Linked DNA regions of Homo sapiens: regions 2 and 3 are each linked to region 1. A link is a contact called in ENCODE Hi-C or POLR2A ChIA-PET data. All regions are on one chromosome and are shown on one strand. The core of a region is the stretch at or near the end of the contact, and the rest is flanking DNA. Distances in the headings are between cores, read along the strand shown.

The links. Hi-C counts contacts between places; a loop is a spot of excess contacts on that map. ChIA-PET counts read pairs that join two places held with the same protein, here RNA polymerase II (POLR2A). Pooled maps may share reads with other maps.
Region 2: a map of breast epithelium shows a loop between it and region 1 (19-fold over the local background). The contact joins two enhancer-like sites. A Hi-C loop is called at or near these places in 6 of 168 maps with a recorded cell type or tissue (CD8-positive, alpha-beta T cell, Right ventricle myocardium inferior, breast epithelium and 3 more) and 5 of 50 pooled maps. POLR2A ChIA-PET finds 5 or more read pairs at or near these places in 2 of 52 experiments (AG04450 and CD8-positive, alpha-beta T cell).
Region 3: a map of CD8-positive, alpha-beta T cell shows a loop between it and region 1 (2.4-fold over the local background). The contact joins two enhancer-like sites. A Hi-C loop is called at or near these places in 4 of 168 maps with a recorded cell type or tissue (CD8-positive, alpha-beta T cell, IMR-90, ascending aorta and 1 more), 1 of 37 single-sample maps with no recorded cell type and 3 of 50 pooled maps. POLR2A ChIA-PET finds 5 or more read pairs at or near these places in 8 of 52 experiments (CD4-positive, alpha-beta memory T cell, MCF 10A, Panc1 and 4 more).

The regions. Positions count from the first base shown.
Region 1 is chr12:46,584,537-46,587,439 of GRCh38, forward strand. All of the region lies in intron 3 of SLC38A4-AS1 (SLC38A4 antisense RNA 1), which reads left to right. Among named protein-coding and RNA genes, the nearest start is that of SLC38A4-AS1, 200 kb to the left of the region's middle. RefSeq lists enhancers at 729-1,483, 1,484-2,238. Within about 2 kb of position 1,520, at least 5 of the 41 ENCODE cell types and tissues checked have a DNase peak (open chromatin) inside an H3K27ac peak, as active enhancers do.
Region 2 is chr12:46,628,495-46,631,397 of GRCh38, forward strand. All of the region lies in intron 3 of SLC38A4-AS1 (SLC38A4 antisense RNA 1), which reads left to right. Among named protein-coding and RNA genes, the nearest start is that of SLC38A4, 200 kb to the right of the region's middle. Within about 2 kb of position 1,542, at least 3 of the 41 ENCODE cell types and tissues checked have a DNase peak (open chromatin) inside an H3K27ac peak, as active enhancers do.
Region 3 is chr12:46,548,429-46,551,331 of GRCh38, forward strand. All of the region lies in intron 3 of SLC38A4-AS1 (SLC38A4 antisense RNA 1), which reads left to right. Among named protein-coding and RNA genes, the nearest start is that of SLC38A4-AS1, 170 kb to the left of the region's middle. RefSeq lists an enhancer at 1,537-1,686. Within about 2 kb of position 1,528, at least 7 of the 41 ENCODE cell types and tissues checked have a DNase peak (open chromatin) inside an H3K27ac peak, as active enhancers do.

The DNA.
Region 1 (2,903 bases), core at 270-2,769:
TGTTTGTAAAGGATTTTATTTTGCCTTCATTTATGAAGCTCAGTTTGGCTGGATATGAGATTCTGGGTTGAAAATTCTTTTCTTTAAGAATGTTTAATATTGGCCCCCACTCTTTTCTGACTTGTAGAGTTTTTGCCAAGAGATCTGCTGTTAGTCTGATGGGCTTCCCTTTGTGGGTAACCTGACCTTTCTCTCTGGCTTCCCTTAACATTTTTTCCTTCATTTCAATGTTGGTGAATCTGCCAATTACGTGTCTTGGGGCTGCTCTTCTTGAGGAGTATCTTTGTGGTGTTCTATGTATTTCCTGAATTTGAAGGTTGGCCTGCCTTGCTAGATTAGGGAAGTTCTCCTGGATAATATCCTGAAGAGTGTTGTCTAACTTGGTTCCACTATCCTCATCACTTTCCATTACACCAATCAAATGTAGAGTTGGTCTTTTCACATAGTCCCATATTTCTTGGAGGCTATGTTTGGTTTTTTTTTCACTCTTTTTTCTCTAATCTTGTCTTCTTGCTTTATTTCATTAATTTGATCTTCAGTCACTGATATCCTTTCTTCCACTTGATCAAATCAGCTATTGAAGCTTGTGCATCCATCACGAGGTTCTTGTGCCATGGTTTTCTACTCCATCAGGTCATTTATGGTCTTCTCTACACTGTTTATTCTAGTTAGCCATTTGTCTAACCTTTTTTCAAGGTTTTTAGCTTCCTTGTGATAGGTTACAACATGCTCCTTTAGCTCGGAGAAGTTTGTTACTATCGACCTTCTGAAGCCTACTTCTGAAAACTCAACAAATTCATTCTCCATCCAGTTTTGTTCTGTTGCTGGCAAGAAGCTGTGATCCTTTGGAGGGGAAGAGTTGCTGTGCTTTCTGGAATTTTCAGCTTTTCTGCTCTGGTTTCTACCCATCTTTGTGGTTTTATCTACCTTTGGTCTTTGACGTTGGTGACCTACAGATGGGGTTTTGGTGTGGATGTCCTTTTTTTTGATGTTGATGCTATTTTTTTTCTGTTTGTTAGTTTTCCTTCTAACAGTCAGACCCCTCAGCTGCAGGTCTGTTGGAGTTTGCTGGAGGTCCACTCCAGACCCTGTCTGCCTGGGTATCACCAGTGGAGGCTGCAGAACAGCAAATATTGCTGCCTGATCCTTCCTCTGGAAGCTTCGTCACAGATGGGCACCTACCTGTTTGAGTGTCTGTTGACCCCTACTGGGAGGTGTTTCCCAGTCAGGCTACACAGGGGTCAGGGACCTGCTTGAGGAGGCAGTCTGTCCATTCTCGGAGCTCGAACGCCATGCTGAGAGAACCACTGCTCTCTTCAGAGCTGTCAGACAGGGATGTTTAAGTCTGCAGAAGCTTTCTGTTGCCTTTTGTTCTACTATGCCCTGCCCCCAGAAGTGGAATCTATAGAGGCAGTAGGCCTTGCTGAGCTGCGGTGGGCTCCACCCAGTTCCTGCTTCCAGGCCTCTTTGTTTACATTGTGAGCTACTCAAGCCTCAGCAATGGTGGACACCCCTCCCCCCATCCAGCTGCAGCAAGGCAGGTCAATCTCAGACTGCTGCACTAGCAGTGAGCAAGGCTCCGTGGGAGTGGGACCTGCCAAGCTAGGCACAGGAGAATATCTCCTGGTCTGCCAGTTGCTAAGACTGTGGGAATAGTGCAGTATTTTGTCAGAAGTGTACCGTTTCTCCAGTTACAGTCTGTCACAGCAGCCCTTGGCTAGGAAAGGGAAATCCCCTAACCCCTTGTGCTTCCCAGGTGAGGCGACACCTGCCCTGCTTCAGCTCACCCTCCATGGGCTGCACCCACTGTCCAGTCCCAGGATGAACCAGGTACCTCAGTTGGAAATGTAGAAATAACCAACTTCTCTGTCGATCTTGCTGGGAACTGCACACCGGAGCTGTTCCTATTTGCCCCTCTTGGAAGTGGAGTGTATAAATGTCTTCTTTTGAGAAGTATCTGTTCAGGTCCTTCACCCACTTTTTGATGGAGTTGTTCATTTTTTTCTTGTAAATTTGTTTAAGTTCCTTGTAGATTCTCGATATTAGCCCTTTGTCAGATGGGCAGATTGCAAAAATTTTCTCCCATTCTGAACAGGTTGCCTGTTCACTCTGATGATAGTTTCATTTGCTGTGCAGAAGCTCTTTAGTTTAATTTGATCCCATTTGTCTGCTTTGGCTTTTATTGCCATTGCTTTTGGTGTTTCAGTCATGAAGGCTTTGCCCATGCCTATGTCCTGAGTGGTATTGCCTAGGTTTTCTCCTGGGGTTTCTAAAGTTTTAGGTTTTATGTTTAAGTCTTTAATCCATCTTGAGTTAATTTTTGAATAAGGTGTAAGGAAGGGTCAGTTTTCTGCATATGGCTAGCCAGTTTTCCCAGCACCATTTATTAAATAGGGAATTATTTCCTTATTGCTTGTTTTTGTCAGGTTTGTTGAAAATCAGGTGATTGTAGTTGCGTGGCGTTATTTCTGAGGGCTCTGTTCTGTTCCATTGGTCTATATATCTGTTTTGGTACCAGTACCATGCTGTTTTCATTACTGTAGCCTTGCAGTACAGTTTGAAGTCAGGTAGTGTGATGCCTCCAGCTTTGTTCTTTTTGCTTAGGATTGTCTTGGCTATGCAGGCTCTTTTTTGGTTCCATATGAAATTTAAAGTAGTTTTTTTCTAATTCTGTGAAGAAAGTCAACAATACCTTGATGGGAATGGCATTGAATCTATAAATTACTTTGGGTAGTATTGCCATTTTCGTGATATTGATTCTTCCCTTCCATGAGCATGGAATGTTTTTCTATTTGTTTGTGTCCTCTCTGATTTCCTTGAGCAGTAGTTTGTAGTTGTCCTTGAAGAGGTCCTTCATTTCCCTTGTAAGTTGTATTCCTAGGTATTTTATTTCTTTGTAACAA
Region 2 (2,903 bases), core at 292-2,791, 44 kb after region 1:
GAGAGATAATTATTTTAGCATTTGGAAGATGGATTTTTAGGAAAGGGTGAGACTAGAGGCCAGACAATTAATAGATGACCGATAATAGTAAGTGCTGCCGCCAGACTAAAATCCAGATATCCTGGCTCCAAATCAGGAGGTCTCAACCACTATCTAGGTTGCCTTTCTTGTGCAGAGTTCATGAATAGAGTTCAGGAGGCAGTTTACTTGGGTTCAAAACCCTGTTCTGACCCTTAGGGGTGGTGAAATTATTGAAGGATCACTTAATCTTTCTTTGTTTCAGTCCCCTCATCTGTATAATGGGGAGAATACAAATATAGTACAACCTCATGATGTGTGTGTGTGTGTGTGAAGATTAAGTGGATAAATATTTATAAAGTTCTAATAATTGTGCTTGGCAAATAGCAACCACTGTGTAAATGTTGGCAGTGATGATGATGATGCTGGTGGTGATGGTGATGATGATAATGATGTAGGCAACTTTGTCCCACAGCAGGTCCTAATGGAGGGAACTCAGCGGGATGTCCATTCCTGGAAACTGTGAGAACTGATCAGTTACTCTGGATAGGAAAGAGATAGGAATTCTCAAATTCTCACTATGACCTTCACAGTCTATTGGCAGTGAGGTCTTCAGTGAGTTTCCAGATCTAGGTCCACCCATATCTAGAAGCAAGTTGAGCTTTCTCAAAAGGCAATACAAATGATTACTGACTATCTCCTGTTGCAGGGTTCTCAAACATTGGAATGCATCAAAAACATCTGAAGAGTTTGTTTAAACATAGATTTCTGCATTCCAACTCCAGAATTTGTGATTCAATAGATCCAGAGTAGGATCCAAGAATTTGCTCTTCTAACACATTTGAGGGTGATGCTGATGCTGCTGGTCCTGTCTGGGGTCCACACTTGGAGAACTCCTGCCCTGTTATGTGCTCTACTACCTTGCATTAAAGAAAATGAATAAGACTCAGTGTTCCTGGCTTCCTGCTTCCTCCCAAACTGTCTGCTGAGCAACCCCTGATTTCCTCACTGTTTCAGAAGCACTGGCTCTGTAGGCTCCCAGGATGTGTGTGCTGCATGGATCTCTTCTCATCTGTATAACCTCATCCGTGTAACTAAGAGATTGAACCAAATCCCCAGGCCCACTGAATAAGAAATCAGAGTTAAGGCCCCCATGGGAGAGGTGGGTACCTCAGAAGCCAATCTCGTGTGATCCTGCCTTTCATTTCTCTATTGCCCCACTGGAATCATTTGTTGTTGAAGTGTCTATGGCTCTGTGTTTGTGAAGAAAACAGGCAACTCTCTCTGACATTTTCAGCTGTGATTTTGATTTTCCATTCCATAGTTAACTAGTTTAAAGGAGCACAAACCAAAGGTTGTCACCATCGCTAATCTTTGCAATGATTAACTAATTAACATAGTGATTGCAAAATGAACTATTTTCACAACTCAGTGATTCTGATAACTGTGGTTAGCTTGGGTATCATGTGTGTGTGTACATATGTGTGTGTGTGTGTGTGTGAGAGAGAGAGAGCGAGAGAGAGAGATTCTCTAACTCTGATTTCCAGGATTGGCTCCTGTCACTTGGCACCCTTGCTGACTGCACCTGTTTGCAACATTGGGCTACAGGAGGAGTCCTGGAATGGAAGCCTGATGAAAATGACTGGGTAATTCTTAGGATGAAATAGAAGAAGAAATGTAAGACATTTGGAGTTGGCAAGCAGGCACCCTACCAGTTTTGAGATGGGGCAGGTAGGATTTCAATGGCATGTTACATAACCATCCTCTAAAGGGACAGAATGTACATTTCAGTGGCAGAAAAAGAAAAGCACTCTGTTCTACTATGGTTAATTGTTATTAATAATTTAAATGTTGCTTTATCATATTACATATTTCTGCTTACATCCAATGACTTACATAAAAAAATCCTTAGATCCTAGATTTTTGGACTAAGTAATCTTTTTTTAAAAAAAAAAAAAAAAAGCATAAAAGCTCTAATTGAATCCTAGCAAATTTTTGTATTGGGATTTATTACACTGTCTCTTTTTGAAGCTTTCAAATATATTAGGATAATAAAAATAAATATTAATCTTAGCAACATACTGGTGATGGTGGCAGACCATCTGTATTTAGTAGTGGCAAATACCGAGTTCCTACTAGGTCAAGGTATAGCACTAGGTCCTGGGGTGGTTAAAAAAATGTTCTTGCCTTTTTACCAGTTAATAAAGAGATTAAACAATTACACATTTGTAATGCAAATTGAATATTTAAAATATCCAATAGATACATAATGCTATGGAGGTTGAGCAAAGGCAGTGCTTTTATCTGATTGTGAGGATTTGGAGGAATCCTAGGGAAGGGTGTGGAGTACAGAGTTTTGACAGGAGTGACTGGAGGAGGGGCCATCTATTCTGGAGTAAAGAAAGGTGATATTTTGGCTCTGTGCAGAGTCACTGAAGGACAATTATGATGAAGCTGGTTCTTGAAATACTTCTTGTTCCCACCAGAGGCTGTCTAGTGACTCCCACAGATGTCTTGTCTTGGAAGATGTGTTATACCAGGCCGGGCATGGTGGCTCATGCCTGTAATCCCAGCACTTTGGGAGGCCGAGGTGGGTGGATCACCTGAGGTCAGGAGTTCGAGACCAGCCTGACCAACATGGAGAAACCCCGTCTCTACTAAAAATACAAAAATTTAGCCAAGTGTGGTGGTGCATGCCTGTAATCCCAGCTACTTGGGAGGCTGAGGCAGGAGAATCGCTTGAACCGAGAGGTGGAGGTTGCAGTGAGCTGAGATTGTGTCATTACACTCCAGCCTGGGCAACAAAAGTGAAACTCCATCTCAAAAAAAAAAAAAAAAAACAAAAAAAGAAGATGTGTTATACCTTAGAACTCACTCTGTGTGAA
Region 3 (2,903 bases), core at 278-2,777, 36 kb before region 1:
TTTCTCTTCAAAGTTTACAGAGACTTAATATAACTCCTTTTCTTAATAGTTATTTTTCTTTGAATTAGGCAGTGGTAACTAAAGCTAAAACAACCACCACCACAGTGGTAATAAAGGCTAAACGACCTTCCACTGCCCTTGTTTATGCTTTTCTCATCAGTTGAGCTTTCCGTTTCTTCAAAGTCCCACAGAAATGGCTGGCAATTTTCAATCATCAAATCAAAGCCCTTTGTTGGAATTGTTTCTTTGGTGTAACGCAGGATATGCTGCCAGTAATTTGATCAGTTCAGTCATTTCCATAATTAGAACAAGAGCACGTCTTCCTAAAGTATGTGCTTATTCCATGGTCTGAAGTCACACAAAAGGGAATGTGCAAAGCCCTTATGTTGTGTGGTTCTAAAATAGCAGCTGTTTTTTATATATTTACCTCTTAACAATTTGCCCACCATCCTAGGTAGACAAACTTATAGCTCTGCTCTATCTGCTGATGACTGATGAAATGCAAGTCAGAGCATTTCACTTTAACTATATTGTTTGTCTGTTTAATAGGTGTGGCATGCATACCCACTCATATAAGACTCATTCAAAATCTTCCTGGGTTCCTCAAGAGCAGAGGGAAGGCAACACTTAAATACTTTGAGTATTCTCTCTTCATATTATTTGTGTACCTGTAGAGCTTTATGCCTATGACAACCTTGGTGTAATGTGGTAACAGTCTCATGGGATTACCAAGGTTGTAGGTTCCCTACCCTCACTTTAAAGAAGGGGAATTTTGGCCGGGTACGGTGGCTCACGCCTGTAATCCCAGCACTTAGGGAGCCCAAGCTGGGCAGATCACGAGGTCAGGAGTTCGAGACCAGTCTGGCCAACATAGTGAAAACCCATCTCTACTAAAAATACACAAAATTAGCCGGGTGTTGTGGTGTGTGCCTGTAATCCCAGTTACTTGGGAGGCTGAGGCAGGAGAATCGCTTGAACCCAGGAGGCAGAGGTTGCGGTGAGCCGAGATCGCACCATTGCACTCCAGCCCGGGTGACAGTGTGAGGCTCTATCTCGAAAAAAAAAAAAGAAGAAGAAAAAAAAAAGGAGGTGGGGGGTGGGAATTTTGAGCAGTGGGTGCATTTATCTGAGACTATTTGTGGGGTAGTTGAGATAGCTGTGCTCCAATGCTCAGCTCACACCACATCCAAATGTCTTTCTCATTGTCATTTCACTGTCTTCTTGTGGTCTCCCTGTTCTGTTCTCTCTTTCCTCTCAACCATCCTCCACACAGCAGTTAGAATAAACTTTCTCACATCCTTTCATCATGTTACTCCTCATTTTCTAACTTGTAAAATTCAGACATCTCAGCTTACCCTTCCTGACAACTATCTTTGTGTTATGGCAGACTTGTTTAACATGAATTTCTCTGGTACCATGAAGATATGTTCCAAGGCCCCCAGTGGATGCCCGAAACTGCAGTTAGTACCGAACCCTATATATGCTATGCTTTTTCCTGTACATACGTACCGTACAGCACCAGCGTACTGGACAAAGGGATGATTCATTTCCTGGGAGGGGTGGAATGGGATGACACAAGATTTCATCACACTACTCAGAATGGCGTGCAATTTAAAACTTATGAATTGTTTATACATTTTCCATTTACTATTTTCACACTGCAGTTGATCCTGGGTAACTGAAACTGAGAATAAGGAGGTGACTATTGTGCATACTTTGAAATGCTGAATTAACTGTCTTGTCACTGCTCTGATGACTTCTTTCTCCTCAAGGCCAGCATGAAACCCTCCTTCCTTCTGAAACGGTGATGAAAAGTGCCTTTATCCAGGAAGTCTTCCCTGATGGATTTCAACACCTTTCTATCTAATTTAAATACACTTTACCTAATTTTGCAACAAGATAAAAGAACTTTCTAAGTGTCCTCCATAATCCTACCACCCTAACACAACTTCTTGAACTTCTCTGTTTCCTTCCAAGTCTCTCCTACCTGCATATAAACTTTTCATGGTTGTGATGTATACAACTTGTATGATTTTTGTCATTTAACAATATTTTGTAACTTTCCACACCACTATACTACCTTCATTTTTAGTAATGATAGTACATTTTTTATGGGTAGTGAGTGATAGTAGAGAGAGGGAGAGAGTAGAATTTGTAGCCAGCATATGTGTAACCTTGGGCAAGGTACATAAGCCCCTTGGAGCATCAATTTGTTCACCCGTGAAACGGGGATGAAATGTATGTAAAGCACATCATACAGTACCTGACATTTGACAAATACTGGCTGTGATTCGTTACCAAGTTTAATTAAGCCATATGCACTTGTTTTTTATGGTTTACTGCTTTGAAAATTTTTGTGACGATTTCATGGGCAGTTCCCAGACAATTGATAAGCTCCTCTAAAGATGGGAACTTTTTTTAAATTTTGTATCACTTCCTAGGTCTTCTGTTAAAAGATGGAGGTCTCCCTCAGTGGACTGTCAATCGTTCAATGCAGTGGCTGACTGCATTTCATTCTAAATAATTTTTCTCTTCAAATTGAAACCTAGTCACTAGGTTTCTGTGCTCTAAGCCCTTTAAACCTAGTTATACGTTGACAAAATAGAAGTAGCTTTGGTATCCTTTTAATTCCTACATCATCCCTATCCCCTTTTCAGCTGAGTAAAGCTGAGTCTTTTGCTCTAACCTCAGTACCTTAACTCTAAAAAGAAACCAACCAACCAACCAAACAAACAAACAAACACTTGGACAAACAGCTTCGCCTTCATCAAAAGGAGTGTGTCAGGCTGGGCGTGGTGGCTCACGCCTGTAATCCCAGCACTTTGGGATCAAAAAGAATCTCACTACTGTTAAAAAAGTCAAAAGGCATTCTTCAGACTAAATTGGTGTCTCTTTTGCTTTGT